Regions from separate parts of the Homo sapiens genome. Here region 1 is linked to region 2. A link is an interaction called in ENCODE POLR2A ChIA-PET data of the cell type or tissue named here. Cell type or tissue: MCF 10A. All regions are shown on one strand.

Region 1 (2,500 bases), 110 kb before region 2:
GATTTGAGATGTGACCAAAGATAAAATGTCTCCTTATAATGTTAGAAGTGGTTTGGCTTCAGCTGTATTATTGAGTCAGGAATTTGGACCTTTAGGAGCAGGTAAACAATGAGAGCAGAAACTACCCTTGAATTTATGTTTGTCTGAGGACCATTGGGAAATATTTCTTGGAGAGTGGGGAAGACAAATTCCTTTGACCTCCAGAAGAATTGATTGTCCTCAGTGTGATGAGAAAATCAGGGAGAGAGTGACTGAAGACAGCTCAGCTGTTCATGCCAAAGGGACTGACGGTCCAGATTCATGGTGGAACCAGGTGGCCGTGTTCTGGCTGGAGAACAGCAGTGGGAAGAGGACAATGCTCACGAGAGGGACAATGCTGTCTCGGTTTCTGCCTGACTTTTGGTTGCTACTGTGTTCTGTGGAACAAATATTTTATATCATGTTGCATTACCATCTAAGGTTGACAAGTTAACTAGAACCTTTAATTTCTTACGCATTGAACCTTTAATTATCTTAGCTCCATTAATTTTACTTACATATACCACTTGTACTGCCAGTAACTCCTTGTAGATAACCACTCTTGTGACCTCTATTACCATAGGATAATTGTGCCTGTTTTGGGCTTCATGTAAATTGAGTCATATAGTGTGTACTTTTGTGTCTGGTCTTTTGCTCAATGTTTTGTCTGCAATGTTCATCCATTTGTTGCATGTACTAGTGCTTCATTCCTTTTTAGTGTGGGATGGTATTCCATTTTATGGTTATATCATGATTTGTTCATACATTTACCTGTGGATGGACATTTGTTTTTTTTCCAGTTGGGACTATCATGGATAAAGCTGCTATGAACTAAGTGTATAAGTACTCATTTCTATCGGGTATATGCTCAGGAGTGGATCATTGGGTCATAAGACATATGTTCAGCTTTAGTAAAAATTAAGTTTTCCAAGTGTTCATTCTTCTCTGGATTTGGTATATGAGACTTCCAGAAGAAAAAAAGATAACTCTGTAAAAGAGTATGCTACATCTTGTGTTTCTGAATACAGGGCTCCCACAGTAAACTTGGTTTGCCTGTTGGACTTCCAGTTGGGGAGTTTGGTAATCTGATATCTTAAGAGATCTAGTAAGACAGTTATAGTATCAAGGGGCATTTTTTACTTAGTGTGAGATCCAGAGGTGTGGGCCTTGCCTGCACTGAAGAATTTCAAACCTGGGAAGAAAATTGGAGGTTTACTTAAACTAAAGGGACAGATTCTTGTCATGTTCGGAAGTTGGAATTGGCAAGCTTTATACTGGAGAATTAAAAACTCAAAACAAACAAAAAACCAAACCTATGATTCAGGAATAGCATTATAATGATTTAGAGGAAAGGTGGGGAGGAGGAAAATGAGCAATTTGTTATGTGTATGACTCACTGGTGCTGTGTCTGCGAGTATTACATTTGGGTGCAGAATTTCTGAGACAATTGGTTTACTGGCTTTCTTAGTAGAGAATAAAAGAGTGTCACCTAGACAGTGAGCATTTCATTTCAACCTTTGCATCTAGAATATATTTTAAATAAAATGCAGAATACTATGGGAATTGTACAGTTGTACAATTGCTTTATGTACCTGAGTGGGAAGTAGCTTTGTTTTCATTCATTAATTAAAAAGTAAAAACCTTCAGATTGAACAGTGTAGATACAATGCAGCACAGCATTGATGTGTTTGAAGCCATGTTCTTTTTTCCCCTGTAAGATTGTTGCTTAGGTGTGTTGAACCCAGCAACTCCTGTTTATGACAGGCAGCTTCGGAATCATTACCTTATATGATAACCTCATACAGTTATTATTTTTTTGAAATGGAGTCTCACTCTGTTGCCCAGGCTGAAATGCAGTGGCACGATCTTGCCTCCCTTCAACCTCCGTCTCCCTGGTTCAAGCAATTCTCCTGCGTCAGCCTCCTAAGTAGCTGGGATTACAGGTGTGTGCCACCACACCTGGCTAATTTTTGTATTTTTAGTAGAGACGGGTTTTACTGTGTTGGCCAGACTGGTCTCGAACTCCTGGTCAGTTATCCACCTGCCTCGGCCTCCCAAAGTGCTGGGATTCTATAGGTGTGAGCCACTGCGCCTGGCCCTCATACAGTTATTAAGAGGATTATGTGAATTTATACATGTGCTTGGCTAAGAGGAAGCATTTGTGTTAGCCATAATTATTGTTTTTACTGAACTCCTTATGATCCATTCATCCAAAAATAGTTTGGAACAGGTATTCTGTGCCACACCTCAAGGGTGGGGTGTGCCCTGGACTTGCTCTGTATGACAGTAACAGGAATAGCCCCCATGGCCTAAAGCATTGATGTGAGCTGTGGTTTTTGCTCACCCATCAACTAGCTTCTCTGCTTTGACTTTGAGGAGAAAGGGTTAATTTTTCAGTGGTCCCAAGGCATTAGAAGAATTGCTTTGGATTCGAATATCAAGACATTCCAAAGGTCTCTTGTGGAAGAAACATAGTTTGGTG
Region 2 (2,500 bases):
CCAAGTGACACTTAGCTTGATACAGCTTAATTTGAAGATGAGGTTTCTTTTTTCCCTGTGATTTTCACCTCCATCCTGTGGCTTGTAGGTCACACTTCCCTAATCCCTGGTGGAAATGACAGTGTGTGCTATAGACTTTTGTAGTCACATAACACGCAGCAGACAGCAGACATGAAAGCTGCTGCATTGGTCTTTAGGTGGCTATGCAACTCTTTTTGGTCCCTTCTTCCAGGGGCTGTTCTATGTAACTTTTTGGTTAAGGAGCATTGATTGAGGGAAAAAAAAAAAAATCCATATCTCACCTGCATATGATCTGCAGACCACCCTCCCTGAGTTTACCTGGAGCAGCTTTTTCCTAAGAAGAGAAGGTTATGAAGCAAATAAGAGTTTCAAAATATTGTTCCATCGTTTGCTTTTACTGTAAAGTAATATTAAGGAATTAGCCAACAGTATTTACTGAGTGACTGGTATTTACCTCTGATCCTTTGAGGACTTGTTTGCATTTCAGCTCAGGTTTTCTGACTAAGGAGATAAAAACATCTCCTGGACTATTTATTTTTTTCCGTGACCTAACCCAAGGACTTTGCACTGGGTTGGACCAATGCAGGCAGCTCTTGAGGCCTTCGGTGCCATCCTACCCTGAGTTGCTTACTTTGCTTATGTGGGAGGAGGGAGGGGGGTCTGGGAACCTGCATATTAAACCAGCTCCCCTTGCCATTTTAACTTTTAAAAATTGAACTTAAAAGTAAACAACAACAACAAAGACCTTTAATCTAGTCCAACCATCATTGTTCACATGGGGCCCCTGAGGTGCGGGGTGCATTGACTTGCTAAGCCTTGCACAGCCAGGGTATGTGGGGCCAGGAATTGTGTGCAGGTCTCCTCACCACTCTAGAGTTGTGTCCATAAAGTAGAACCTACAGTAATATTATTATACCCCCATTTTCACCTTTGCTCATTCACTTGTGTCCACACGGTCACAGACATAGCAAGCGTTTATACGGTTGGTTTTATGGGGCAACGAACCTCATGTTTTTTACTCATGCAGGGCTCATCCCAGGAGAGTGGGAATTTGCTCAAGATAAGGCATGAGGACCCGGAGTATCTGGCATGGAGTTTAACTGGAATCCCTCTACCTCCACCACTGTACCTGGAGGCTCCTGTCTCCCCTCATCCTGTTTGACCCTTGAGCAGGGCCGACACAGTGGTCGCTCCCTTCTGGTCACTCTCCTGGCTTGGCTCCCAGTGCCTCACTTGCCCCCAGAGTTCCCTTTTGTCTCTCTGGACAGTCTTTCCAGCCTCTTTCACCAGTTCTTTCTTTTTCCTCTTCCTCTGAGCTTCCAAATCAGTGGCTGTCAACCCTGATGCACCTAGAGCTTTAAAAAATATAGTCTGCCAGGCGCTGTGGCTCATGCCTGTAATCCCAGCACTTTGGTAGGCTGAGGTGGGTGGATCACCTGAGATCAGGAGTTTGAGACCAGCCTGGCTAACATGGCGAAACTCCATCTCTACTAAAAATACAAAAATTAGCCAGGCATGGTGGCGTGCACCTGTAATCCCAGCTAACTTGGGAGGCTGAGACAGGAGAATCTCTTGAACCCGGGAGGCAGAGGTTGCAGTGAGCCGAGATTGTGCCACTGCACTCCAGCCTGGGTGACAGAGTGAGACTCCATCTCAAAAATGAACAACAAACAAATAAAAATAAATAAAATTTAAAAAAAAAATACAATCCTTGGCCAGGCGTGGTGGCTCACGCCTGTAATCCCATCACTTTAGGAGGCCAAGGCAGGCAGATCATATGAGCCCAGAAGTTCGAGACCAGCCTGGGCAACATGATGAAACCCCATCTCTACAAAAAATTAAAAAAAAAAAAAAAAAAAGCTGGGTGTGATGGTATGCACCTTGTAGTCCCAGCTACTCAGGAGGCTGAGGTGGTAGGATTGCTTGAGCCTAGGAGGTGGACGTTGCAGTGAGCCAAGATCGTGCCACTGCACTCCAGCCTGGGCAACAGAGCGAGACTCTGCCTCAAAAAAAGAAAAAGGAAAAAACCAGCCCTGGAACCAGTCCCCTGCAGATACCAAAATCCATGGATGCTCAAGTCCCTGATATGAAATGGCATAGTATTTGCATTTAACCTGTACACATCTTTCCATATACTCTAAGTCTAGATTACTTGTATTACTTGTAAATGCTATGTTTTTTGTTTTTTTTTTTTTGTTTGGTGTATTTTTTTTTTTTGAGTCAGTCTTCTCCTGTCACCCGGGATGGAGTGAGTGCCTTGGTGCCATCTTGGCTCACTGCATTCTCAACCTCCCAGACTCAAGCCATCCTCCCACCTCAGCCCCCCAGTAGTTGGGACTACAGGCACATGCCACCATGCCTCGCTAACTTTCATATTTTTTTGTAGAGACAGGGTTTTCACCATGTTGCCCAGGCTGGTCTCAAACTCCTTGGCTCAAGCATTCCTCCCACCTCAGCCTCACAAAGTGCTAGGATTATA

The links. Peaks named below come from ENCODE experiments on the same cell type or tissue, not always from the same donor. Only the 100,000 strongest peaks of a DNase experiment are listed, where the experiment ranks them.
Region 1: POLR2A ChIA-PET joins it to region 2 with 6 read pairs; 4 of 35 experiments call an interaction of 5 or more read pairs at or near these places.

What each region holds. Positions count from the first base shown.
Region 1 is chr3:42,019,759-42,022,258 of GRCh38, forward strand. It overlaps a transcript of TRAK1 not described here. Among named protein-coding and RNA genes, the nearest start is that of ULK4, 59 kb to the left of the region's middle. In MCF 10A, no CTCF peak of the experiment used is centred here; DNase peaks (open chromatin) are centred at 1,113 and 1,383.
Region 2 is chr3:42,130,042-42,132,541 of GRCh38, forward strand. The region is part of intron 2 of TRAK1 (trafficking kinesin protein 1); the gene reads left to right. Among named protein-coding and RNA genes, the nearest start is that of TRAK1, 40 kb to the left of the region's middle. In MCF 10A, no CTCF peak of the experiment used is centred here; no DNase peak of the experiment used is centred here.